Linked DNA regions of Mus musculus: regions 2, 3, 4, 5, 6 and 7 are each linked to region 1. The links are chromatin loops, found by intact Hi-C in ENCODE. Cell type or tissue: left cerebral cortex. All regions are shown on one strand.

What was found. Hi-C counts contacts between places; a loop is a spot of excess contacts. Peaks named below come from ENCODE experiments on the same cell type or tissue, not always from the same donor. Only the 100,000 strongest peaks of a DNase experiment are listed, where the experiment ranks them.
Region 2: it touches region 1 in a loop (2.7-fold over the local background); 3 of 42 quality-filtered maps call a loop at or near these places.
Region 3: it touches region 1 in a loop (2.2-fold over the local background); 4 of 42 quality-filtered maps call a loop at or near these places.
Region 4: it touches region 1 in a loop (5-fold over the local background); 12 of 42 quality-filtered maps call a loop at or near these places.
Region 5: a loop joins it to region 1, with 2.5 times the contacts of the local background. A loop is called at or near these places in 8 of 42 quality-filtered maps.
Region 6: a loop joins it to region 1, with 2.5 times the contacts of the local background. A loop is called at or near these places in 9 of 42 quality-filtered maps.
Region 7: it touches region 1 in a loop (4-fold over the local background); 10 of 42 quality-filtered maps call a loop at or near these places.

The regions. Positions count from the first base shown.
Region 1 is chr15:6,623,938-6,627,937 of GRCm38, reverse strand. All of the region lies in intron 2 of Fyb (FYN binding protein), which reads right to left. It overlaps Gm2245 (predicted gene 2245), which reads left to right. Exons shown (of 7, transcript NR_155272.1): 3 at 1,454-1,553. Among named protein-coding and RNA genes, the nearest start is that of Gm2245, 28 kb to the left of the region's middle. In left cerebral cortex, a CTCF peak has its summit at 1,992 (motif pointing right); DNase peaks (open chromatin) are centred at 1,998, 2,259, 2,963, 3,227 and 1 more place; H3K4me3 peaks cover 378 bases; H3K27ac peaks cover 998 bases.
Region 2 is chr15:7,233,311-7,237,310 of GRCm38, reverse strand. It overlaps Egflam (EGF-like, fibronectin type III and laminin G domains), which reads left to right. Exons shown (of 22, transcript NM_178748.6): 16 at 3,010-3,126. Among named protein-coding and RNA genes, the nearest start is that of Lifr, 110 kb to the right of the region's middle. In left cerebral cortex, no CTCF peak of the experiment used is centred here; no DNase peak of the experiment used is centred here.
Region 3 is chr15:6,568,891-6,572,890 of GRCm38, reverse strand. It overlaps a transcript of Fyb not described here. Among named protein-coding and RNA genes, the nearest start is that of Fyb, 9.0 kb to the left of the region's middle. In left cerebral cortex, a CTCF peak has its summit at 1,810 (motif pointing right); DNase peaks (open chromatin) are centred at 1,805 and 3,519.
Region 4 is chr15:6,235,925-6,239,924 of GRCm38, reverse strand. No RefSeq gene overlaps it. Among named protein-coding and RNA genes, the nearest start is that of Gm16311, 72 kb to the left of the region's middle. In left cerebral cortex, a CTCF peak has its summit at 1,560 (motif pointing left); DNase peaks (open chromatin) are centred at 322, 1,554 and 2,033.
Region 5 is chr15:6,499,494-6,503,493 of GRCm38, reverse strand. No RefSeq gene overlaps it. Among named protein-coding and RNA genes, the nearest start is that of C9, 56 kb to the right of the region's middle. In left cerebral cortex, a CTCF peak has its summit at 2,433; a DNase peak (open chromatin) is centred at 2,422.
Region 6 is chr15:6,705,842-6,709,841 of GRCm38, reverse strand. Rictor (RPTOR independent companion of MTOR, complex 2) reads right to left here and starts at 1,461. Exons shown (of 38, transcript NM_030168.3): 1 at 1,391-1,461; 2 at 1,162-1,209. The coding sequence starts at 1,439. In left cerebral cortex, no CTCF peak of the experiment used is centred here; DNase peaks (open chromatin) are centred at 528, 1,387 and 2,002; H3K4me3 peaks cover 2,487 bases; H3K27ac peaks cover 2,053 bases.
Region 7 is chr15:6,881,854-6,885,853 of GRCm38, reverse strand. No RefSeq gene overlaps it. Among named protein-coding and RNA genes, the nearest start is that of Osmr, 9.5 kb to the right of the region's middle. In left cerebral cortex, CTCF peaks have their summits at 1,819 (motif pointing right) and 3,493 (motif pointing left); DNase peaks (open chromatin) are centred at 1,816, 2,438 and 3,484.

The DNA.
Region 1 (4,000 bases):
AGAAGCATGCTCTGGGGTTGGGTCCGTCCTTCCATCTTTCTGTAAATTCTGGAGATTGGAGTCAGGTGCTCGCCCTGTATTCTTTTTTCATGTCATCCCCCTGCTGTAGACCCCTGACCCAAGTTTTTCATAAAAGTGCCTCTTCTGGGAGGTTATTACCCAGTTCCAAAGCCTGCCCTTTGCTGCTTCCGGGTGTTATCAGTCCACCTCTACAGGGCTACAAAGTCTCTATCTATAACCAGACCACAAAACCTTTGATAAAATAGATTGTCACTTTGCTAATTTACTATAAAAGTTATCATTTTGAAAATACTTTTAGAGTAACTCCTGTCTTGCTAGTTCTGGGTGTGTTTGTATTTTTAATGAACTAATGATACAGAGACTAGGGGTACTTTTATCACCCAAATGAATTATTGCCATTTGTTTAAAATGATGTAATCACCATCACCATCATCATCCCCCACTGGACTCATCGACTACTTTCTAAAACACCTGGATACATAATAAATAAATAATAGTAATAAGACAAAAGGCATTGGCACATTCAGTCAAAGTGTTTCTCACCCAAGGAGATGTTACTTGTATACATAGACTCAATATTATGCCATATAAAGTGTGATGCCATTTTATATAGGTCTGAGTTCATGAAGTTTATAGTATTAAAATATTAAGTATGAAATAGTGACCCCAATGGCCATGACAGTGGAGAATAAAATGGACCAAGATGAGGATAAGAAATAGATGCAAATGTCCTGAAAAGATCCAAGTCCAGTTGCCACCAACTGCTCAGTGTTCCAGGAAGGCATAAAGAAGAGTTTCACAGAGAGAAGAAAGGAACCAGCCACAGCTGACCACAGGCAGCCAAGAGGAGGCAGTGGGCAGGGAGGAGAAAGAGCAGGAAGCTTATCTGAGGAGATGAGTCCCTGCAAGCCGGCTTCTCACTACAGCCCTTTGTTTCCTGCGCAGCCTAAAGAACCAAATGAAATTCATTTAATGTTATGCCCGTCATTTTGGAGCACTCTTAGGGTGGGGTGGGGGTTGCAGCTCAGTGACAGAGTGCTTGCCTAGTGCCTGTGAGGTCCTGGTTCAATTCCCAGGAAGGTAAAACCAAAAACAAATAAACAAAGGCTCTATATCTTAACATTTAAAGATGTGAAACTATATATTTTTTTAATTTTATTTTAATGCTCTTATTTACTCTTTGTAAGTTTAGCCTTTAACTTTATATGCCTCAGTACAGGGGAACGCCAGGGCCAAGAAGTGGGAGTGGGTGGGTAGGGGATTGGGGGGGGGAGTATGAGGGACTTTTGGGATAGCATTTGAAATGTAAATGAAGAAAATATCTAATTAAAAAAAAGTTTAGCTTTTAACCTTTTACTGCTGATTTTTTTTTTTTTTTTTGTGAAGAAATCTAAGTGACACATATCGTTATTTTTATACCTGCCCTTTTCAGGAATGGACCCCTCCCTTGGGAACACGTCTTTCTATATTTCACCTATGAGAAATTTCCAAACGATGACTGGCCTAAGCCAAATATTGCCAAATGGAATTAGGTAAGGCTATCTGATGTGCCAAGTGTCCAGTTCTGGAAAATTCAAAGCACTTGTAGTTGATTACAAGATCACACTGGTACATTCTTGTTTGAAACAATCCCTGGTCCTAACTAGAGTGACTTCAGGGAGAACGCTTGGCCCTTCCTTTTCTGACCTTAGTCACTTCCCATTCATTATTATTTCTTATTACCTCACGTTTCCTGTCTTATTACTATTAATACCCAGAAAATTTGCTTTGTATATAAAATCTCAACCCAGGGTTCCATCTGAAGGATGGGTTATACTGATACAATTCTGATTCCTTCTAAAACAGCCCTAAGAAATGTGCTATAGTCAAAGACATGGACTTGAACATTAACAACAAAAAGCTCCCCCTTCCGATTTCATTTCACTTGGTCAGACTACAGGAAAATGTAATGAGCGGCCTGCTTTCTGCCCACTAGGTGGCGAAAGAATGCAATTTAAAATACCGGTAACATGCCTCCCACAAACTCAAGATTTTTGAAATGATTCGTGACTTCTGGTTCCCATTTACCTTCAAACCTTTCAGACTGAAACATAAATCGATCTGAAGGACATGATTAGAAATTATTCCCTAGAATAACTTCAGAAGCTGAGCAGGTTCTGCATGGTCAAAGTCCCCATCTCCCCAAATTCCCTCCCCACTTCCTGGTTGGAGATTCCACTGTGCACCCAGGAAGCTCTAACCTGTCAGTCATTTAGCCCAGCCCTCACTGAGGCTGAGCCAGACTCTGTTCCAGAAATTCTTCCCAGCCTACAGCATTGTTTTTGCCTTTGCTGGTTATTTCTTATCACCATATATAAGCATGTTGTCATTTTCATATAAGCTCCATGCTACCCTTGCTACCTAATATCAGCCTAGGTTATAGTGACATGAGATCCTGACTCAAGATACAGAAACAGAAACGAACCAAAATTCTTCCCATCCTAGTTGTTACTCCGTGTCTTTGCTTCACACCTTGAACAGACTCTGAATTGGCTCTTTCCAGTTTCTTTCTACGTGTGTGCATGCATGTCTAGACCGGCAGTTGAAGTTGGGGAATCTTCCTTTATCACGTTACACTTTGTATTTCTCAGTGAATCCAGAGCCCTTGATTTAGCTACCATGAGCCTCGGGACTCTACCTGCCTCTGCCATATCCGTAACCCCTCCACTTCGTCAGAAATGGGGTTCCATATACATGCTTTTAAATGTGTGATGGGCACAAACTTCATGCTCCTGTGGCAGGCACTTTCCAGTTGCTAAGACCACACACGATCCTCACTGTGAGTTTCATTAATAAATTCAAATTCTGCTACTGTTCCCTTCAAAATGTATCCACAGTGCAGACATTTCTTGCCGCCTCTGCAGAGGACAGCCCATCTTGGCTAGAATGCTTTGGTAGATTGCCTGCATTTCTGCACCGTCTAAATGGTTCTGGTGCTGCCTCCGCGTTTGCCCATCTACTTAAAGTGGCCTTAATCAAACAAAAGTCAAAAAACCTTGGTGCTGTGCTGCAACCATCGGGGTTCGCATCTCACTTACCGTGACAGTCGCAGACTGTCACAGCACGCAGAGCCCTTACAACAGCGGGCTCTTTCCCCATTGTGTCTCTTGCTGCTGTTAGTGTAATTCTGCCCGCCTCCTCCTTAGACTCCAGCCTTTCTGTTCTCTGCCTTGAGCAGCCCCTCCCCCACAGCTTTATGCCCAACGCCCACATCCCCTTGCATCTTTGCTCCCTCGCATCTCTGTTTAAAGCTGTAACGCTATGCTGCCTGTAACACCCCTCACGTTTTCCTTTCCTGTTTTCTCCCTCAGCACTTGACCCTTACTGCCCACCGCAGTGTCTTCCATCTGTCTGTCAGTTCCTGTTTCTCCTGCCCTTGCTTCATATAGAAGCAGAGATCTCTGTTTTGTGCATGGCCTTCCCGGAAGTTCAATAGAAAAGACACAGAGGAGTGACTTGAAGGTTTATTGAGTGACTATTTTACACACCTTTTTTTTTTTTTTTAATGTATGAGTACACTGTTGCTGTCTTCAGGCACATCAGAGGAGGACATCAGATCCCATCACATTGTGAGCCACAATGTGGTTGCTGGGAATTGAACTCTGGACTTCTGGAAGAGACTTGGTTAAGAGCAGTCTTAACCAAGGAGCCATCTCTCCAGTCCCAGTGAATATTTTAAAAGCCCAATAGGTTGTGACTTGTGAATGGATTCTGAGTAGGGAGGGAACAGCATCCCAAGGGTGCTCTGAAGGTGGGATAAGAGGCTTAGAAACACATGCCTCTTCTACTTTTCTGCCTCAAACCCAACCCAGCCATTTCCTCCATACTCTTGAGCATGACTAAGGCTCATTTTGCTTTCATTTCCTCTATGTATTTATCTAACTTCCCCTTCAGCGGGGGAGATTTCGCATCTAGATATTTCCTCATTGTGGAATTTATG
Region 2 (4,000 bases), 610 kb before region 1:
CAACAGTATTGACTTCACAGGGCTTTTTATTAGCCTGAGTTATACTTCTTCGTTAATACATAGTGTCTTAGTTAGGGTTTTACTGCTGTGAACAGACACTATGACCATGGCAAGTCTTATAAGGACAACACTTGATGGAGCTGGCTTACAGGTTCAGAGGTTCAGTCCATGATCATCAAGGCAGGAACATGGCGGCATCCAGGCAAGCATGGTGCAGGAGGAGCTGAGAGTTCTAGATCATCATATGAAGGCTGCTAGTGGAATGCTGACTTCCAGGCAACTATGATGAGGGTCTTAAAGCCCAAACACACAGTGATCCACCTACTCCAACAAGGCCACACCTCCAAATAGTGCTACTCCCTGGGCCAAACATATTCAACCCATGACACTTAGTGACCAGGGCACTTTTAAGAACTTGCTTTCTGCTCTTTCTACCCTGCCACTCATCAACCTCTGACCTTGTCATCTATATGATGTGATAGCTGAGATCATAGACACAGCAGTGTAGGCATGGCATGTTTGACAAGAACCTGATTCCTGAGCTTCCAAAATCCGGCTTCACCGATCACCAGTGGGGTAAGCTCAAGCTGGTCACCTGACTCCTGAGTTTCGTTTTTTCTGATCGAATCGTTATCCTTAGATCAGTTGAGAGAATCCTGCTGATGACAACACACATCTGAGAGTTGTTGTGAGAGTCAGGAGAATTGTGTAAGCGAACCACAGCAGTACCTAGCACATGGTTGTCTCCATGTTGCTCCATTGCTTACTCTCATCAGTTAATACTGCGCGATTGTAGATGCCGGGGCACTTTTCACTGTAGTTGATTTTATTTCCAGGGTCAAAATCCAAAAGAAAATTTTTTTAAAGAGGAGATGAGGACAATTTGCATGAAACTATAGGCTACCTACCCCCTTCCTTGTCAGCAAGAGGGATGGTTCTTCAAAAGCCAGAATAAAGTTGCTCTCACCCCATTTACTGGACACATTGGGAGTCAAAGTCAGAACTTAGACTCAAAGAATACTCTTCTGTGGACTCCACAGCCTTCTTCCTTTCCTCTAATAGTTTCTGTCAGCTCTGGAGTCAGAGACAAGGGAGAGATGCTTGGAAGTCTGTGATGGTGCATACTCTTGGGCAGCCTGAATCCCCAGCAGCCCCTGTGTTTCCTTCATGACCATGCATTGGAATGAGACCTGTCCGAGGCTATGGTTTGGCTCACTGGTAATGTGCTAGTCTAGGATGGACATGGGCCAGGCCTTAGGCTCCATCCCCAGCATTACAAACAGTAGCAGCTAGGCCCTGGAGGTAATCCTAGAGATAAATGGAGCATGGTCATCTGTGATCATCTGTCTCCTCTTCACCACCTCTGTGATCCCCAATCCATTCTCCTCTCTCTGACTAATGATCATCCTAAAACACCCAGCCCGCCTTTTGCTTCAGACTTGTTGACTTTTGCAAAGTCAGAGTCCTCGCATGACTTCTGAGGCTCTGCACTACCTCGTCCTCCCAACCCTGTCTGCTTCTTATAAACCCCACAGCCCCAACTTCTTCCAATTCCAAAGTTGCCACTCTTCCTTGATCAGCTCTCCCAGTTCGTACATCTAGGATGAGGTAAGAGACCTCCCTGTCCTCAGGCATACTCAAAGGAACCTGGACAGTCCTCATCTGCTCTGATTCCAACTACCCATGGATTTGCCCATGTTTTCCACCGTATATAAGCTCACATGGGACAAGGATTGGGTCTCACCTATCTGTTAATGTCTGTCCGGCATCGACATTGCTTGAGCACAGTAAGTGGGTGCCTAATCATGTTTGTTAAATGGCTTAATGATGCTATTATTTGTACTTATGCTATCACAGACATGATTATCTTTTAAAGTACTTATGTGTGTGAGTATCTGTGTATGTGTGGCTATATGTGCTTCTGTGTATGTGCGCGCACACATGTACCTATGCATGGGGCAGGGGTTCAGAAGAGGGTGATGGATCCCTCAGAGGCATTTGTGAAATACCTGGCTTGTGACATGGTTACTGTGGCCTCAACTCTGGTCCTCAGGATGTTCCACAAGCACTCTTAACCACTGAGCCATCATTCCAACTCCAAGAACACTAGTTTGTGTTTCTTAAAGTTGATGCCAGGTAAACTCAGGTGTTTGGTTTATTTCTGCTGCTTTCTTATGATAGCTTCGTGTTCTGCTTATGGGTTATATTGAGTGAGCTTAGTCATTAATTGTAATACACATGTTGCTACCTAAGATGCAAGGGAGAACAATAACAGGTTCCCCCAAGAACTGGGAGGATGGAAAAATTTCTTTGCTCTTTACATTTATTTGACCACAAGAATCCCAGCCCTATGCCTTCCCTTAGTCCTTTGTCTTGGAGAAGTTCTATCCATGCCATCTCCAAACAGAGCAGTAGGCACATATTGGGATGTTGATAATGCATTCAGCTCTGTGCAAAGTCTAAATACAGAGCATCTCTGCCCTCAGAATAGGCTAGAGTGGCACCAACTGCTCTAGAGTGCCATCGATTTATAACAGAGTGTTAGTCCTCACTCATGCACATGGCCACCAGTGGCTAGCTGCAGTTTCCTCTTATTACCTGGACTGAAGGAAGAAGAGAGACGAAAGGGTATAGAGACTCACTTCCAAGATCTGAAATCCTCTGCCCAGAAGGGTTCATTGCTTTTCTGCTCCATGATCTCATCAGAGCTCCACTGGTTGGAAGCAGTTTTTCCGAGTAGAGAATGGCACTACACACCCATCAACAGTGATGTAGTCTGCACACACATTCAGATGCTTCTGAGATTTGGATATTATGATCTATTTACACACAATAAAACTGAGTCTAAGGGAGGCTAAGAAACTTCCTGACATTCAAGGTCAGTTACCTCACAAAACAATGTGAAGGTCCGGCCAATGCATGACCAGGTTGCTGTGATGGCTCTCGAGACTGTTGTCGGCATCTGTCCTGAGGTTAGTCTGTCACTTGCTTTTCTTTATGCCTTGACAGGGAGGCTTCACCCAGATTAAGTGTAATACGGACATTTTTATTGGTGGAGTCCCAAATTACGATGATGTCAAGAAGAACTCGGGGATCCTCCATCCATTTAGTGGGAGCATTCAGAAGGTAAGCTTTTGCCTCCTCAGGCTTGATATCTCTCTGGCTGTACATAGTGATATAATCGGTGTTATCTTCTGTGCCTCAGGAAGAGGGTTTGAGAAAATGCCAAAATGCTTACGATTTTATTTTTTTAATACTCACAGTCTAGTTCTCCAAACACCTGTTCCTGGCTTTCTGTTAAATACAGAGTGATTCTATAAAGTGGAGGTGATTTTTTTCTCAGCAGAAATTCCCCAAATTTTCTAGGGCTCTTGGGAGAGATAACTGACACTAGAATGCCACAGACACCTGTGTAGCCAGGGAAGGAGCAAGTGGAGGTGCGTGGAGCAAGCTCCCTGTTCTTCGGCTTTCTCTGAGTCATTGTGTCCTTTGCTCCGCGTAAGAGCCAACTGTTATTCCCACCCACCCACCCACGAGCAGTTGCTCCTCATCAATCATAAAACCGAGCTCTGGGATTGCAGAAACGTGATCCAGAAGGGTGAAGATAAAAGAGCTGCTTGGCTAGTGGACGATGCTGACCGCACTCTCATGTCTCCTATTCATTCTCTTGGGGATGCTCAAGATCCCTTGGGTCTCGATGACCTTGGGCTCCTTGGCTACAGACATGTAGTGTGACTCAGAGCCCAGACATGCAGGGATGCCTGCATGGAAGAAAAGTGAACTTGGACCCTGGGTTAGCCTCATCTTGCTTCCCTTTAGTGATGAAGGGTGGTGTGGGGACCAAAGTAGGACCCGTGACAAAGAATGAGAGTAAAAGATGAAGGAGCTGTGACACCGAGAGATGAGAGATGGTACTATTGTAATTTGAAGACTGTCCTTGAGAAAGGCCCCTGGTGTGTGTCCTCATGTCTCACTGCTAGTTCAGGAAAAAAAAAAAAAT
Region 3 (4,000 bases), 55 kb after region 1:
AACCACTGCTTTTAGAAGGCACGTGAGCAAGAGGACCTCAATGGTCTGGTGGGATAAAATGAGAAAGAACATTCTCTTTCAAGAAAGCCTCTTGAGGGAGAGAGCCATTGGAGATTGGCTAGGTCCAATGCCCTGATTTAAGACTTCCTTCTGTTGTTACAAGCCACAGTTGATGGTACTTTGTAACAGAAGTCACTAGGAACTAAAACACGTAGCTTCATATGAAACACCTTGTGTTAGATTTCTGTGCGGGTTCAAGTGCCTACATGGACGAAGTTTAGAGAGAAAAGTAGAAAGGGCTCTTCATATGATTACATCACAGGGTAATGTTTGTGGCTCCCTCACCCTCACCCCTGGGGAGCATCCAGCTGGTGATTAGAACAGAGAAGCCTTGGTCATATTTATCCTGCTCAAGCAAGGTCATAAGTTGTTCTGACCTAATCCTAGGATACATGTCCCGGCAGGTGATTATCTGAGTGAGTCAGTTAACAGCATTGTTGCTGCAACAAACTACCTGAAGAAAAAAAGCAACTTATGGGAAGAAGGAACATTTTATTTTGGTTTAAAGTTGTTGAAGATATAGATAGTTCATCGGGACTAAGAAGATACGGTGTGGCAGGGGCATGAGGTATCTGATCATATCACATCTCCAGTCAGGATGCTGTGCTCAGTTCAGCCCCACACCCTTTTACTGATCTGAGAACCCAGCCCATAGAACAGTCCCATTTGAGTTTTGGTTAATTGACCTAATCAGACAACCCTGTCCTAGACATGTTTCCATGGTGACTCTGAATCCCATCAGGTTGACACTGAAGACAAACCGCTACACAAAGTATAATATGCTGAGCTTATAGATAGATAGCCCCATAACTTGCCTGGTTTTCTGCTTGTGGAACTCGATTGGTTAGCAGAGCCATGCAAACAGGGTCAGCCTGAAGCTTTCCACATCACCAGAGAACCGCCAGACTACTTCCTAACGGGAAAATGCCTTTTGGATTCGACAGCTTCTGTTGCCTTCTCACCTCTGTCTGGACACATCCGTGACTGTTCTGGTTAATGCAGAGGCCATTCTGACCCCTCTGCTCACTCCCAGCAACTGCACAGTAGTTAAACAAAGGCTCAGCCCCAAGCTTTAATAAGAAGAAAATGTGTCAAACTGGGCCTTATGGCTAAACCAGTTTAATGGTGACCCTAGCATAGAGTCACAGTGTCTGAGAAAGAGACAGAGCCTTAAACACTGGACAATTCAATGCCCCACATTTTTTACAAGCAAGAAGCAGGGTAAGGGGTCTGTCTGGATGACCCATGGGACCCCACTCTGGGCCTTTATCTTGCTTATACACTGCACTGCTTACTGTGACATTGGTAGCTGTATTGCCATCAGCTGTCGGATCACAGATAACCTATGCTGGCCCAGGAAAATTTTGGGTGTCACTTAATAAATTCTTAGCTCAATGCTCATTTTACAGATAAAGAAACCAAGGCACAGAGACTTCATTCATTTACCCACCGCTCACAGCTGGCACATGGTTGAATATATACCAAGCTTACATTTTCATGTTGAAGCTACAACCTCAGGAGTCAGAGAGCCCAAACCTTCTAACGACACACAGTTTACTTCCACTATGTTCTTAGTAACATTTCTTCAAAGGCAGCCCCCAGCACGACTTCAGACAAATTCATAGCTCTGGCGCATCCCGGGACTGCCCTGCGTTGATAACTTGAGATGCCAAGTGGGAAGCTACAAACTGAGCATCCAAGCTGCTGAGAACGTCCCAGCCACCTGGTGAACTTAGTCTGTGGGCCACTAGATGGCAGTATAATCACTCCCGGCATTTCCCCAGATACTACTCTACCGGGAAATGGAGAAGGGAGGGAAGAAGGGGGGAAGGGAATTAGACCCCAATGGGTGTTAAAGAGATGGAAATGACAGGGATGTAGAATTGAATCTGTGGAAATGAGTCTTTCCCAGCCTTTCTCCCCTGTTTTGAAATAGGAGACCAGCTTTTCTCACAGTGTTCCCAAGCTACAAGCTCTTGGCTATTAGTGATTGCCTGAGTAGAGGGTTTTAAGGATGGGATTGGGTTGAAGAGAATAGCTTCATCTCTTGCCCCTTCACCTCTTGTTGTTTGTTGCTAGCTTCTTGGGACATTAGGACTCACTGCAGTCTGTGTCTGATCTTACACACACACACACACACACACACACACACACACACATTGGTGTATATATATCTGTTCAGTAAGTTCCCCTCCTAGCAGGAAGAGAAAGGCTATATCTAGTTATGACTTTGCTTATGGGACTGCACACTCTTTTGGTTCTCTATATGAATTAGTCTGTACCCGGTGCCAATATATTTCACATAGCAAGTACCAATAATGTAGTGTTATGCATTAGTATTTAATATACAACTTTATCCCCACAACCAATGTTTGAGGCCAGTACTACTATTATAGCCACTTGTAAAGAAGGAAGCTTAGAAACATTATATGGCTCTCTCAGAGTTACACAGAAGATAGGAGGTAGAGTTCAAGGTCCATTCCCTTTTAATGACTTCAATATAAATATAGTAAATGAAAGAGGAAAAAAACAGTCTTACACTCTTCAAAAGCAGCGCACAGCAGTGCATAGAAGAGGAGCAAAGCTTGCAACTCAAATGTGTAGTTACTGATCCCTCTCAAAAGTCTTCCTTGTCTGACTTATAGCTGTTTGTCATCATCTATCCATGTTGCCAGGGCCTGTTTGGAGAACGAGGGCCACTGGGGATATGGCCTCTTTTCTTTGTCACTGTGGGAATCTCACAGAAACCCTATGCCCTGCCATAGCTTAAAGTCTGAATGAGACTGAACGCAGCGCTTCCCAATCCCCATCATGAGGGCAAACCCACATTTGTTAAGAGCCAGAATGAGGCAAGTTGCTGGTGCCCAGCTCTGCAGGCAGTAGGGTAGTGCCTCTGGACCAGAAGCACGTGCAAGACCAGAGGCTGCAGGGCACAGAGGCCTGCAAACGCAACTGGTAGACAGGTCCCTGGCTGCGTTGGCTGAGATGAGGCTGAGATTTAGCATCTGATATCTGTCTCCTCTGCTGCTTTCCAACGGGGCATGCGCCTTTCGTCCACTTCCCCAGCTGCAGTCTGTCCTGCCAGGATTTGGAGGTCTCATCATCCCCTACTGTAAAAACAATCTGTACATGGATGTGAAAGAAGAGACCTTGGGCATAGCTGTTACCTGGTCGCTGCAGAAGATGTAGAAAGATGGAGAGGCTCATTTAGTGCATCTTCCTGGGGCCCGTGACTTGTATCCCCTTGCTTTAGCTGCTGTATCTGTCCTGCACGCAAACTCCAAGAATGGTGGCATATTCTGATGCCTGTCGGGGCTATGTGTAGGGGGATGGTGGAATGAGCTGCCTCTTTCTCCCTGTGCCAGGCTTACATGCACAAAAACAGTTCAATTATGGCCTCAGGATATTGAGCAAGAAGGGGGAAAAGACGGGAACTAAAAAGTGTCTATTCAGCCCGTGTACTTCTGCTCTCATTCCCACCAAGCATGTGATATGCAAAAGAGCAAAGCCAGAGTTCTAGCAGCCACGATTATGTACAAGGGAAGTAACTTGTGAGGACTTTGGTTCCAAGATCTCTCTGTATACCCGGAGCTGTCACCTTGCTGTGGAGGCCAAGTTGCTATGATCTTGATTGGGAAAGTCCCCTCACCCAGTGTGTGCAATACTTGGGGCCTAAGTCTGCTTGTGGTCTAGAGATGAAGGGATGTGCGTGTGGGTGGCATATGTGCTGGAGAGCCCCATGGACTCACTTCTAATGTTTTTGTGAGACTCTCCTTCAAACTCTGGGGGAAAGCAAAGGACAAGACAACAATTTGTGTTAAGAAACAACAGCTAGGATTTTAGCAAGTTTTACTTAATTTCTTCCTTCCTTCATAACATGAAAGACCACCTTTGTAAGCCAAGTACTATCCCCAGCCCAGCAAAGCGAACCAGGCAAGTA
Region 4 (4,000 bases), 390 kb after region 1:
AGCTACAGAATACTGTGTGCACACAGTCAAAGGCAATTTCTCTCTTTCCCAGAGGGAAGAAAAATGGGGGTACCCAGCCTTCCTCTCTACAATCTCTTGTGGAAGAGTACTCAGAGAACTGTTCCCTTACTCTTGATCTAATTTAGTCAGTTGCTGAGGAAAGACTACAGGTTTGCCTGCGTGTCACGGCAACAGAGGAGATCACTTTTGGAGAAAGAAGGGATGCAAGAAGCAGCAGTCACTCAGTTTAAAGCCAAAACTGGGGATTCCTGGGGTTTAACAGGATGCTACTTAGCACGTAAGTGAGTTTGCTCAATTGCCTTACCAAGATGGGGTTCCAGCTGCAAGAAGATATGGAATGCACGTGCCCAGAATTAGGACTTGAGTGGTTTGGAGATGTGAAATCAGATTTTCCAAATCACTAGGCCTAAAAGACTCAGCTCTGCTCTTCAGAGAGAGTAGAAGTCAGGGGACCTGATTCTCAGAGAGCATCAATAGCTAGCCTATGTTAGCAAATAAGTAGCAAGATTACAGGCCCCCAACAGCTACCACAGGGAGATGGAGAAAGACACAGAGATAAATGGATAGAGTGCAAGGAAGGAGAGAGAGGAAGGAGAAAGAGAAACTTTGATAGCAGCAGATGAATATGACATCTCTTTCTATTTTCTTTCTGTCTGGCCCCTCAGCTCCTGCCTCTTGAGAAGTAATACATACCTACTCCAAAATCCATGTGCTTGGAGTATAAACATTCAGAACTGCACCCGGGTCTCTGAAATAGTCCCCTGAACTGATTCAGGACTTCTATCTTTTGAAACCTCCACATCATACTCCTGCAGACATTGCCTATATGGCATCCCAGACTTATATACAAGCAATGTTAGTAACAGTTGGATGTTAGCTTTGTAAGGTTGCATTCATAGGGTTCTATAGATGCTGGAAGCAACTGAGTACCCAGGGGTAGGTGAGACTGAGAGTCCTTTGCAATGCTGATAGTCACGTAATTCTTAACTTGGCGGGGGAATTACATTGTGTGGATGTAGTGTAGGACTTCAAACACATTGGTGAACTCAGAGTCAAAGATTGGTTGTGATGATAATCAGTGTGTCTAGCTTCCCTGTCTTACTCCTCCTCAAGTTTTAAGTGGATTCAAGCAATTTGAAAACAAAGGCGTATCGAACGGTTAAGCGATTTTAGCAGCCATGACTCAGCAAGGGCAGGTACATTTGGGTGATATTTTTGCAATGGCTTTTAAGTGCTCTGGGTGTCCCATTTAGACATCCATGGGGCATCTCACTACACAATGACCTGAATAATCATGAAAGAAGGCTGGGCGTTGCACATTTCTGGAAATCTATTCAAATATCTAAGCCCCCGCCCCCTTTGGATTGAAAATGAAGCATGAAGGCTTTGTATTAAGTAAGAAATATAAATGCAACTTGTAAATGTTTCAAGTTTTAGCTAGCCTCAGAAACGATACCTAAAGTTGCCTGCATTCAGACAGCACCCAGGTCCGAGAGGCCCGGGATTTCTTTGTCATCACAGCGCCCCCTGCTGGTTCAGGATGAGACCTGCAAGACTGCTTGCCCGTTTCCCTTCAGCTTTTCAGGGCCTCTGGAAACAAGGCTGGAAAACATTATCCTCAACTGAACCGTAGCCAGGAAAATCTCAGGAGGGAATTCTTTCCTGACATAAAATTAAACCTGGCTTCAGCATATCTGAAGAGGGGAAAGAAGGAAAACTTACTGTTGATGTTTCTTGGCTTGAGATTTTTTTCTCCCCCTTGTTCTTAAAGCAACATTATTTTTAAAAGCTGAAACGAGACGTGCCATCTGCCAATTTGGCCTGTCCCTCCATTCCCTTCAGTTCACATTTCACTGTCTTGTCCCAGTCCGTCCTTTTGCCCTACTCCAAAAAAAGTTGTTTAAGTGAACAAATGCTTTTCAACTCATCAGTAGGAACAAGTGGAGAGAGTGTCTTTACCTCGCACAGCAGGGAATCTGGCCTTAAAAGTTCCACAAAGTTCCAGGGATTGCGTCACCGATGTGGTAGCTTTAAACCACTGACTAACCAGGTCTGCCCATAATCTGACCAACAGATCTCTGTCTCTTGAGAAGTGGCTCAGAAGCACACGACCCTCAGCAATAGATGTTCAAGGGCGGACTGGGTGCACTGCTGAGTTAGAGCCAACAACTTGAAGGTTAAAGAGCGGGAGGGGAGGGCTTTTCCTGCCCGCCTGTTCCTGTGCTAGATGGTGCAGTGGTTATGTGATCTAGTGATTATATATGATCTAGTAATTATATGATCTAGTAAGGCTGAAGACTGTCCACTCAACCCCTGATGTGTCATGGTGTTAAAACAAAATCAAGCAAAACAAAACAATAACAACACACCTGCACGGGGGTATTTATGACCTGGGAAGTGAGACATTCCTTGTATTTCAGACATACTTGCCAAGTTAGTGCTAATCTGCGGTCATCTCTTTGTCTGGCATGACTGTTTTATTTATTTTTTCCCCTCCCCATCAAAAGCTATAGTCTGACTTATCACTCATCGCTGCCACCATTAAATAATAACAGGCAGTGTCCACTGTCCTGTTTTATTGCTTCAAGAAGAAAAAAAAATCCTGTCCTTGTAACGTTGTCGTGACACTTCTATCATGAGTTGGATAACTATTTGCAAGAGGCTTTTAATAACTTTTTATTGTGTTTCACGGGTCAGTTTGTCTGCCCATACACCACTATCAATATGCCTTCATTGATACTTCATTGGATCACTTCCATCACGGGAAGGGCAGCGCCTGGTCCTCACAGGAGGATCCTTGCTCTCACTGTGGATATGCTTTACCCATGTTTGACAGTCGGCCATCACTTCCTGTCTGGACCATTCAATATTCTCCCTTCTCCCCATGCCATACCGACGTTTACACTGGCGATAGTGTAATGTAAGTCTAATTAAATAGTAAGCATTTGCATTTTATCAATTTCTTATTGGTGGTAGATTGATCTATTCTTACTAACTGTATAGGCTTCCTTTCTACAAAGCGAGGATATATCCGCATTGCTATGGAATTTTCAGTGTTTCCTGTGTTTAGAGGGTATTCTCTGCTCTATAGCTGGCACGGTTGACCACGTGACTTGTTTTGGCCAATGAGCTATGAGCAGACATGCCACGTGGCTTATCTGCACTCTTCTAACACTGTGGTATGTTTCTGGAAGTCCTGTCCCTTGGGAAGCCCCTTCAGCTGAGTACAGAGTAGTGTGAGAAGGCACAAGAAAGAATCACAGCGGCGGTCACAGCCACTACTGGGCCACACGAATGATAAACAATTGTGTGTTTTGCAGGCCACTGAGATTTGTTTGTTGACCAGTTCGCGTCCCTTCACGGTGGAGTCCCACACTCCCCTTTTGGTCCTCCGAGGAACTGGGACAGAGCATGTACTTTACGTGCCAGCCAATGATGAAACATGTCCAGCCTCTAGATTCTCTTTCTGTGCTTAGTCTTTTCCAAGCTCAAACGGCCAGTTCCCGGTCTTCAGTAAAGCTTACTTTTGAGATCTTTCCAGATAGCTCAAAATATCCCTCTCCCATGGAAACTTTATATACATTGGTTCGAAATGAGTTTTTTTTTTTTTTTTCTTTCTCTGAATTCCCACAAGGACATCATGCTTACGGTTCCTGTCACTCAATTGGTTGATAGTCATAAGCAGTGCTCTTTATTACACAGCAGATGCTATTTTTTAGACCTGTTGCGTTGGCTTGGATATGCTAAGGTGGACTAAAATGAAAAATATTGACTAGGGGTGGGGAAAGAGCAAGCAGGATAAAAAAAAAAAAGGAGGGGGCAATAGAAAGTGGTAGCATCCCACAGTGGGTCTCATGGGTAGGGAGAGGAGGCAGGGGAGGAGGACTAGGTAAGAGTACCACCGACTGCCGCTGCATCTCAAAGCGTGTTTAACCAAACCAATGGATAACCTGTCATCCAAAGCCATACTGGGGAGGAT
Region 5 (4,000 bases), 120 kb after region 1:
GCTGGAAACAACCTAGATGTCCCTCAACAGAGGAACGGATACAGAAAATGTGGTACATTTACACAATGGAGTACTACTTAGCTATTAAAAACAACGACTTCATGAAATTCGAGGGCAGATGTATGGAAGTTGAGGATATCATCCTGAGTGAGATGACTCAGTCACAAAGGAACAAACATGGTATGTACTCACTGATAAGTGGATATTAGCTCAAAAGTTCGCAATACCAAAGATTCAATTCAAAGACCATATGAAGCCTAAGAAGAAGGAAGACCAAAATATGAATGCTTCGGTCCTTCTTAGAAGGGGTAACAAAATACAGGAGGAAATATGGAGACAACGTGTGGAGCAGAGATTAAAGAAAAGGCCATCCAGAGACTGCCCTACTTGGGGATCCATCCTATATCCAGCCACCAAACCTGGATGCTATTGTGGATGCTGGGAAGTGCTTGCTGATGGAAACTTGATATGGTTGTCTCTGAAAAGACTTTGCCAGAGCCTGGCAAATACAGAGGTGGAAGCTTGCAGCCAACCATTGGACTGAGCATAGTGGTTCCCAATGGAGGAGTTGGAGAAGGGACTGAAGGAGCTGAGGGGGGCCTTATGGAGGGAGCAACAGTGTCAACTGGCCAGACGCCACCCCCCCACCCACCCCAGCTCCTGGAAACTACCACCAATAAAGAATACACATGGAATGACCCACGCGCTGGCCACTTATGTGGCAGAAGATGGCCTTGTTGATCATCAGTGGGAGGAGAGGCCTTGGGCCAGAGACTGTTTGATGCCCCAGTGTATGGTAATGCCAGGGCGGGAGGACAGGAGTGGGTATGTGGGTGCGGGAGCATTCTCATAGAGGCAGGGGAAGAGGGAGTGGGATAGGGGGTTCCCAAAGGGAAGACCTGGAAAGGGGAAAACATTTGAAATGTAAATAAAGAAAATATCTACTTCCTTTTCAATTTTATCCCCTTGAGCTCCTTTTTTTCTAATTGCTCTGGCTAGGACTTCAAGTACTATATTAAATAGGTAGGGAGAAAGTGGGCATCCTTGTCTAGTCCCTGAATTTAGTGGGATTTCTTCAAGTTTCTCTCCATTTAGTTTGATGTTGGCTACTGGTTTGCAGTATATTGCTTTTATTATGTTTAGGTATGGGCCTTGAATTCCTGATCTTTCCAATACTCTTATGAATGGGTGTTGGATTTTTGTCAAATGCTTTCTCAGCATCTAATGAGATGATCATGTGGTTTTTGTCTTTGAGTTTGTTTATATAGTGGATTACGTTGATGGATTTCCATATATTAAACAATGCCTGCATCCCTGGAATGAAGCCTACTTGATCATGATGGGTGATCGTTTTGATATGTTCTTGGATTTGGTTAGCAAGAATTTTATTGAGTATTTTTGCATCAATATTCATAAGGGAATTTGGTCTGAAGTTCTCTTTCTGTGTTACCCAAGAAGCTAAAGGGGTTGGCAACCGTATAGGAGGATCAACAATATGAACTAACCAGTACTCCCCAGATCTGTGTCTCTAGTTGCATAGGTAGCAGAGGATGGCTCAGGTGGCCATCAATGGGAGGAGAGGCCCTTGGTCTTGAGAAGATCATATGTCCCAGTACAGGGGAATGCCAGGGCCAGGAAGTGGGAGTGGGTGGGCTGGGGAGCAGGGAAGGGAGGGGGGAGGGTATAGGGACTTTCAGGATAGCATTTGAAATGTAAATGAAGAAAATATCTACTAAAAACAAAACAAACAAACAAAAAAGAAAATATCTAAAAAAAAAAAAAAAACCTAACAAATTTAAACATATGTTTGATCCACCATTTTAGGCTCTCTCTCATATGTAACTGTTTAGGATACACTCAGGAGCTGCCATTGTTGGGTCTCTTGTAGTTAAATGGCTGTGGGGGACAGACAATGGTGTGAAGTTGGGTGACAATACGTTCCAAAACCCAGATAGATTTATACTGAGAGTCAACAGGTTTAATTGTCAGTGATAAGAAATGAACAAGCAGCCCATGTGTGAAAAGGGCAACTTGTAACAACCTGGAAGGCTCTGGCCCTTCCTCAGCCCACCAAGACCCAGGAAACACAGTTACTCATCTAAAAATACTGGAATCCTTTTGAGAATGGCCTCTTTCTATAGTGGTTCAGTTTTTAATGTGCAGTTTGAACATCAGAGGGCAGTTATCCTCACACGTGTCTTTCACAGAATGATGCTGTACCCTTCCGAGGGCACATGGGATGAGGCACTGCACTCACTGCATGGACAAAGGTACACCTGGTTTTCCCAAACAAACAAGTACGTAGACTGTCTCTTGCTCAGTAGATCATTATCACCCCTCCTATCTAGCTGTCCTCTCTCCATTAGAGTTAGAGACTTCCTTTTTTGTACTGGTCACTATTGGGTTGTGTGTGATGTCTCAAGAGTGCACCCTGCTGGAAAAATACTTTGCCTGTGACTGAAATGTAATGACCTAGACCATCTCCATAGTTACCATCCATCCCTTTCTGGACTATGACAAATGAGTAAGCCGACTCTAGGAGGTCTGATCAAGTTTCTGTTCTTTTCTGCTTGACATTTGAGAGCTTGTTAGGAGGCTCTAGCAGGGGAGTGTAGCTACTCTTACCCTTGTCTGAGGACCAGTCCTCCTCTATTTGGAGAAGGTCCTTGTTTTTTCAACCATGCTTCAGAGGGACACACATGGAACCATGAGGGAGGGGAGGGACACCCCCCACAGCCCAGCCAGTTCAAGAATCAACTCTGGTGACCGAGGTAGCAGACAGTTCATCCTCACATTCTTTGTTTGACATTTGCAACTCAGAATCATGAAAATAATTCTTTTTTTAAAAAAAATATTTATCTATTTATTTTATGTATGTGAGTACACTGTAGCTGTACAGATGATTGTGAACCTTCATGTGGTTGTTGGGAATTGAATTTCTAGGACCTCTGCTCTCTCCGATCTGCCCTGCTTGCTCCGGTCACTCCAGCCCAAAGGTTTATTTATTATTACACATAACTACACTGTAGCTGACTTCAGACGCACCAGTAGAGAGTAGAGGGCGTCAGATCTCATTACAGGTGGTTGTGAGCCACCACGTGGTTGCTAGAATTTGAACTCAGGACCTTCAGAAGAGCAGTCAGTGCTTTTACCCAGAGAGCCATCTCGCCAGCCCATGAAAATAGTTCTTAATAGTTACTCTAGCTTTGCCTGTCTCTCTATAGGCTCCCCTATCAAAACCTCTCAATAGTGGATCAAGAATGGAGTTCAGAATTTATGCATATTCAACAAATCCCAATTCTTTCTGATTAATACAGTGTTTGGGTACAAAATATGGGATTTCTTTTGAGCTCACTGGACAAATTTAAGTCCCAAGGAGTCATTACTTTGAGTATTGTCTCCCACATCAAACTTAACATTCTGTATTACAACCCATCTCATAGCCAGCAACATTTTTGTTTTCTGTTAAAAGTTTGGAGAAGTAATTTAGAAATTTGCCTGTAAATAATTTATGCACTCAGTAATCACATGCAGTTCTGAGAATTATTTGTGAACTGAAAGATATCTAAATGTATAGATGTATGAAATACTTAATCATAAGACTAGCATTGAAATTGGCATGCTATGTGATATTTATATTTAATTATACAATAGCTAATTTTGAGTTTGCATTTTTCTTTTAGTATTTTGACCCCCCCCCATTTCTCTATTCTCTTCTTTTCTATTTCCTTCTCTTTCCTCTTTCTTTCTATTCTCGCTTTGCCCCATTTCTTACTTTTTCTTTCTTTTAGAACTTTTCAAAAAACCAAAAGTTCTCAGGGCTGGAGAGATTGCTCAGTGTATAAAAGCACTTTCCATGTACAGGGACTTGAGAGGGAGCCCCTGGAGCCCACTAAAAGCTAGACACCTGCTGGGAGTCTCTACAACCCCAGAGCTCTTATGGAGAAATGGGGTCAGAGACAGAAGAGTCCCCTGAAACTCAAGGAACAGCTAGTCTGCT
Region 6 (4,000 bases), 82 kb before region 1:
ACAACAAACACGTGTTCATGAAACTAAATCAAAACTAGTCTTTCAGTCTACACAGAAGGATTCTTACAATACAAAAACCGAAACAGAACTGAATTACGCAGTCAATACAGAGATGGGTCCCCCAAATCCCACATCCACCAAATAACTTTATACGACGGTCACTACATACAGGGTGGGTGGGGGAACCAAATTCATGTCGTATATACAATGTTTACGACTGTTCTTGTCTTGTTTTAACGTCCTAAGGTGTTTCACGGATCTCAAAAAGTGATTCCGTAACAGCAGAACTAGTTAAGTTACACTCCACTCCAGCGCTGTGGAGTCGGACCGTCCGGAATCTGTAGACCCAACTCCTGTTTAAGGAGGCAGAGAACGGACTGATGCTTCGGCGAGATACTGGGAGATGAAACACCAGCCCGGGGGCCGGTGACCGAAGCAAGAAAATACCGATCGTTCGCCGGGTGCGGTTCTTAAAAACAAAACACACGCGGGGCTCGCCCTGCTGGGAAAGGTGTAAACAAACCCAGCTCTCCTCCACTGCAGCCACAAGGTACACAATGAAGCGGCGGCCGAGTGAGGGGGCGGGCGGTCTCCAGCCAACTACAGCCCCAGCGGGCCCGGGAGACGGGAAGCGAGCAGCAGGGAGCTGCGGCGTGAACCAGACACTTAGCAGTCATCACGGGCTCTCCGGGTTCTCAAAAAGCTGCGGGGACCCCCCCCACCCCACCCAAGAGGATCCCACGGGCAGGGAAGAGCAGTCCCGCAGTGAGCAAGAAGCCGGCAGGGTCCAGCATCTGCTCTTGGGGGGAACGGGGAGGGCAGGATGTGGTCGCTCTTCCCACAAACATCCTCCAGCAACCTAAATAACAACCTCTACCTTGCTCCCCCACCCACCCCGTCCAAGGCCGCCCCCGGGATCCGGAGGTGGGGGGACCCGGGAGCGGACGGAGGGGGGACACACACGCGACCGAGCCGGCCGGGGAGCTCCGCAGCCGCCCGAGGCCCCGGAGCGGGCTCAGCCCCCCGGGCAACCCGGGCCACCCGGGCGCGGGGCAGGGGGATGGGCGCGGGCTCGGCCCCTCGCTGCCCCGCGCGGCTCGCCTGCCAGCCCGCCCGCCCGGCTGCCCGCGCCTCCCCGGCGGCCGCGGCGGCCCGCGTTACCTCGGGTCAGATCGAGCGGGACGTTCTCCTCGCCGCTGTCATTCCGCCCTGTGCGAGACAAGACACACAACCCCAGTTAGAATCCATCGCAGGCCGGCGGCGCCCGACGCCCCGCTCGTCTTCCCCGTCCAACCTCACCCCACCCCATCCCCAGGCCCGGAGCAAAGCCGAGCGCCGCGACCCGTGACCCGCACCGGGTGAGGCGAGCGAGGGCGGCGAGCGGGCTTACCTCGTATTCGGAGGTTCTTCAGAGAGCGGCCGCGGCCGATCGCCGCCATATTGACGGGTTTCAGTCACAACACCGGAAACCTCGCCCGATCGCGCGAGAACCCCCTTCCCCTCCCCGCGCGCCGTTCCCGCCCCCTCCGCCCCCCTCCCGCGGCAGCGCCCCCGCCCCTCGGCACGGAGGCTCGCCCGCGGGCGCCGAGCAACGCGCCGCCGCCTGTGCCGACCCGCATTGGGCGGTGGGATGCGACCCCCGGCGGGGGGACACGGGCAGGGCGTCGGGGCGCAGGCGTGGTGGGAGGCGCAGTTCCCACGGGGGGGGGGGGCGCCCATTGATGTGGCCCGGGACTCTGGGCGCGCGCGCGGCGGAGGTCGGGATGCGGGCGGGCCACCTGCTGGCCCGCCCCGCCGCACTCCCCGCGTGGCTTTAAAGCCCGTTTCCTTACTCATCGGCTAAAATTGTTACCATTATTTTTATTATTATTATTAAAAGAGAGGGTGGGGTCCGGGAAAAAGGCGCGCGGCGCACAGTTAGGAATGTCGCTTTGATCCTTTTCCCAGAACCGCGGCGCCCCGAGTGAACACGTAACAAAGTTTGTTTTCCACCCACGCTCTGACCATTGAGCTAAGCGGCTTCGCGCTTGATCACAGGCAAAGCCGCTCGCCGCCGCCGCCGAGAGCTGGGCGGCAGGGCGGAGGTTTGCTTTCGGTCCGCCGGGCATCCGACGTGCAAGGAGTGCAGAAAGCGGGCGTGCAGGGCGCTCGCCCGAGCGCGGGACTCTTTCCCCGGCGCGCGCCAGCGCCTGGAGGCCCGGGACAGGGTTTCCTCTCCCGGAGCCCGGGGAGGAGGCTGGGCGCCTCGTCCTGGCTTTCTGTTACTCCTACATCACTGGCTGATGCCGATGTCGAGGATCGATGTTTTTAATGCGGACTAGTCACAAGGATTAGTTTACGGGTTTCTAGAAGCGGGTTAGTACGCACTCATTTGGCCCTTAACCCAGCAACTCTCTTAAGCTAGATTACTTTAATGAGAGGATATTTTGTCTCCTCCTATTCCTCACCTCTCTCTTCCAGACTTAAAAGTCCAAAGTGGAGATCTTGCCTTAACCACTTAGTTTTTAGTACAGACGTCAAAAACGAGTATCTGTTAGTGTAAACCTTCAGCTCCTTTTGTTCTAATAATGTTCTAAATAATAATAATGTTCTCACTAAAAAAAAAAAAAAAAAAGCAAACCAAAACCTCTCTAAAATCAAAAAGAAAAATAAAAAAATATTAGAAAGACTCTCCGTGTTAATAATAGTGAGCAATTGTAGACTTGAAAGCCCAAAGGTAGAAATTATGCAAATGTAATTTAAAATGACTTTGTTGATCCAGTATATTAACAGAGTGGTATTAAGTAAGCAATTACAGATTTCCTTTACTCATAAATGCTTGAAATACATATAAAATTCAAATGGTTCATTATAAAATACTTTTACAAGCATTATATAAGGAAAAAAATCCAAGATGTGTATCTGAATGTAAACTACTATTCCCCTTTCAATTGTGGGATCATGCCTGCATATTTTCTTCTTGCTTGGTCACCTACAACCAATAGTTGTGGTTGGACTTTTAACCAATAGTCGATCTATGACAGTTGTAGAAGCAACAAAAGTTTTTAAAAGAAAAATAAAGAAACACCAGGAAAATAAACTTGAATTGCTGCTCTCTTGGGGTACTACCCCATATCTCAGGATGAAGTCTGCATTCTGGCATCTGCTGCCCTGTTGCACTTAGCTTTAAGGATCTAACACAATTACAGTGCTTTAAAGAAATATTCCCTGACACTATCAGCACAAGCCTTGATAAACAACAAAATTGCTTCCTTTTTATATAGCTTCCAAGTCTCTATGGAAGTTATTTATTCTATTTCCTGCCTTAGATGAAGACCACAAAGCTGGAGGTCTGGCCAGAACATGAAAAAGTTTATCTTTCATCCCTCCACACATCACAATCACTAAAAACAAAATAAATTAGTAGAAATCTGTCCATAAAATGCTAGCAGATTGTCAAATGGTCCTTCTGGTGCTAATGTCCATCCTCGCCTGTTTTAAGTCATTTCCTAGCCTGATGTAAGTTCCTTTAAGTTCCAGGCTTTCTTTAAAGTGAGTACAATTGACTGACTTTAAGTTAGTAGAGGAACTTGCGAGTCTTTCATCTTCATAACTGTGTGTCCTTATTTGAAGACCACTATTTATTTATTCCATCTCTTCCAGGAGGGGGAAAACACACATCATTTTCAATCTAGCCATCATTGTTTGTTTTCTTCCGTTTCTATTTCAGGGAATTGGGTTCTCCACATTTGCTCTTAAAGTGGGTGGCTTTCTGACCAAAAGAACAAAAGACACTCATCTAGGGATGAGGACTTTAGACATAATAAACATTGTACAGTATGCAAAGTTATGCTTGAGTTTTAAATGATGTCAATCATAATTGGCCCCAGAACACAAGATACTTATTAAGAAAAACATAAATAAAAAGCCTGGTTATTTTCTGTGATGTGATGTGTGTTACAAATCTCCCTTGAGACCCGTCCTCCCCTCATTTGTTTTCGCCTGCCCAGAAGACTTGCTT
Region 7 (4,000 bases), 260 kb before region 1:
TAAGATCCAAGCTTTGCTGCTTCAAATTGTTCTGTGTCTCCATCACAAAGTGGTAATAATAATTGCACTTGCCCCTACAAGCCGCTATCACAACAATCTTAAATGGAACATTTACATTAGCTTAATTACCCTAAAATCTCGATTTTAGGACCAACTATAAGCATGTGAGACACGCCTCGGGACTTTCCCAGGACTGTGGGAAAATGTTTGTCATTAGTTTCACAGTAAATCCCAGGGTGCCTACCTCCATTAAGGGATGGCGCACTGCACACACAGGCCACCAGCACTTAAGGTGCTCTAATGGCTCCCTGTCTTGATGTTGTGGTAAAATGTCCAATGTAAGAAAAAAAAAAGTTAGAGGACATGATCCATCATGGAGTCGTATGGCAGGAGATTGAGGCCACGTCACAGTGCATCCACAATTTAAAAGCAGAAAGGGCTGGATGCTTATGCCCCACCCAGTTTCTCCTGCCTGGTGCCACTCTCAGTGAGAGTCCTTCTCACATCAACTCACTCAATCAGGACAGCCCCTCCCCCAGGCATGCGCAGACACTCATCTCCTAGGTGATTCTGGATCTCAAGCTGACATCTGAAATTAACCATCACTAGTACCCTTGTGCCTGTTACACCAAGTCGGTGCTTCCAGAACGGCCCAGGCTCAAGGCTGCCAGTGGAGCAAGGGCTGGACCTCTGCCTGCATCCATCCTCCTTGCTAGGTAGGTACGTGAGAAGGGACTCATACTATGTGGTTGAGCGTACTCTACCAAGGCTCCCAGTTAGTACACAGTGTGTCTCTGCAGCGGTACATCTGAGAAAACAGTATGCATGGACCATGAAGGCCCTGTCTTTCTGCTGAGCCCTGCACTCATGAGCGCTAACAGGAATGGAGGTAGCTTGGAGTTGAGGGCCCAGTATTTGCCACTGGTTTGTTCAATAGTCATCCCGGCACACAGCGTACACTTCACAGACAGACACTCCTCTGGGGACCCCAGTTCTCTCTAACCCACGTGATCCTCCCTGTTTGCTCAATCTTTTATAACTTAAGATCATTTAAAAAGTTAATTTTGGCAAGGTACAGTGACACATGCCTTCAATCCTAGCACTTGGGAGGCAAAGGCAGACAGATCTCCAAGTTAAGGTCAGCCTGGTCTACAAAGTGAATTCTGGTACAGCCCAGGCTACACGGGGAAACCCTGTCTTAAACCCACCCCTCAAGAAAAAAAGAAAGAAAGAAAGAGACTAAACAGTTAATTTTGAATGTGTCCCATGTTCTTCAGACGGGAGAAAGTTCGCATATTACCTCATCTGTGAGGATTTTGCCAGAGTCCTTGACTCCACGCAATAAATAAATACCCTTATCAGATACCCTCTACCATGCCAGGTAACACTGGTCACCCAGGCTTGTCTTCATCATGCACACGGTCAGTCTAAGCAGAACTCTGTGATAGTTCCCTCAGCAGTTTCCCATCCGCTGGCCCTATTCTCCATCTTAGCTATGAAGTCCTATGTCTCCGTGCTGTGTTAGGAGTGGAGTCTGGTCTGTCTTCTGCAGGGCACAGTTCCATTGCTCAACTCCCTATTCCTGTCTTGATGGTTCTGAACTTTACTTTTCAACATACGTCAATACCGTGTACTCCATTCCCAGTTAAGTGAAATGAAATTGAAGTATATTCTTCAAGGAATGCTTTATAGGGGACAAAATCTAGTCAGAGGCTCTGCCTGGGAGGCTTGTGATAGGAGACTAAGCCTCATTGCTCTCTATAATAATGCTTAAAGCAAATTCCTTCCATAGCCCACTTTCTAAGAGGCAGCCACTAGGGGGCGCCTTTCTCCTCTTCTTTCCCATTCCCAGTTCTCATTGCTCTGAGATGAGTTCCAAAGCTGGTATCAAGTCAAGGGCACAGGTGCACAGCAGAAAGTCAGCATCCTGCCCGCCCGCCCGCCCGCAGTATCTTTGCAGAGAGTTGCCTTGGGAGCAAAGGAGTTTCTGAGAGTAGCAACTTCTCCATTATAAATTTCAGTTGATTAAAGACTGGCTGATTTATCTTTCTACTTGATGCATTTGAGTATTAGCTGTCAACACAGGATCCCATCCACATCAGACATGGTCATCTTTATAAATTGTTCCAATATAGTAGATTATACATCCATTTCTAGCAAATTTTCCTGTTTTTAACCAGCTGACTGTATTTTGCCTATTGAGAATCTGTCATAAATTTCTTTGTCCTGTATAGAAACTTTGAATAATGATTTCTTTACTCAGCAATCTTGATTTACAAATAAGTGTGGTTTCTGGAAAGCACTTCCCTATTGGAATCTCCGAACCCTTTAGCCCGGTCCTCAGCTCTCTTGCAATCAAAGGCAGGAGAGCTGGCCCTGCATCTCATCTGGGCAGCACAGTAGAGTTGGCCCTGGTAGAGCAGTGTTGGGTGAGCATGCTCAAGGGCACGAGAGCTGACAGACTGCTGGCTCAGCTCCTCTCAGGCTGCAGCACTTCCTCTCCTGCTACCGGGCAGCACAATGGAGCTGGAGCTGGAGGTCCGAGGGCATGGGAGCTGGAGAGCCGACCTTGCCTTCTGCCAGTGGCAGCATCAGGTGTCCTAGCCCTAGCAGTGCTGGAGAGCTTGCCCTGTGGTGTGGGTGCAGAAGAGCTGTCAGGCTGCCCAGCTCAGCTACCACCCAGGCCCAGATCCAGGGCCTTGAGCTGGCCTACCCCAAACCCTAACATCTACCCCATCTACAAACAGCTGGAGCACATCAAGGGGCGGGGCCTATAGATCCAAAGCTGCAGAATCTACTTGACACGGGGCAACAACAGGATATACAAAAGGAGTCCTGGTGAGGATCCAGTACTGACAGTGACATAGAATCCGGACTTCAAACCAGACCAATGACTCACTGCAGTGAACATTCACAGTGAAGATGTTAGACTAAGTAGTACACTGTGGGACACACTGTAACATACTACAGCTTCCACCACAAGATGTTAGACTAAGTAGTACACTGTGGGACACGCTGTAACATACTACAGCTTCCACCACAAGATGTTTTCTATGCTTTGCTTCGTTTATGTGTGTTTTTGTGGGTTTGGGGGAGGGGTTGCAAGGGCTGAGGATGGACACGAGGGGGAGGGAAAGTGAATGGGACTGAGGGTGCACAATGTGGAACTCACAAAGAATCAATAAAAAGTTAAAAATGAAACAAACAAACAATGGCATGGCTGTATGCTTGCTAAAGCAGTGGTCCTATGCTGTGTGTCCCCTTTCATAGAACTGAGGCTGAAGCTCCGTAAGGCCTGACCTGCTTGCTTATTTACTTTGTTCAGAAAAACCTGCACAATCCAGAGAGCCTTGTTGCTGATGGTGTCCTACATAGGCTTTGGCTTCAACTTCAGGAGGAATGAATGTAATTTGTGATTCTTAGCACAGCTAGCGTACAAGTTGGCTCAGTGATGTTTGGAAAAAGAGGCGCCCAGGAGCTGAGCGCTGCCCTCTGCTGACTGAACACATGCCTAGAAATTCCTCAGCTAGCTAAATTCCTACTTCCTACTTACAAGGGTTTAAATGTCAGCTCCCCTACCAAGACCTCTGACGATTTCCTCTTCAGTTATAAAAAAGCAAGCAAGCAAACAAACCAAAGGAAACGAAGCAAAAAGTCCACAAGAATCGAGTTTGTTTTGTGCTAGCCAGTGAATCCTGAAAACAAAACAATCAGAAAATGTAAGTCAGCAAAATGATTCAGCAAGTGAAGGAAGGCACACGACCTTGATAACCTAAATTCAGTCCCATGACCCACACGGTGAAAGCAGAGACAGACATCTACAACTTGTCCTCTTGCTTCCACACATGTCACCACACACACACAACTCACACACACATACACACACACAACTCACATACTCACACACATACTCACACAACTCACACACATACACTCATACACACACAGACACATACATACAGTCACACACACACATACACACACACACACATACACACAT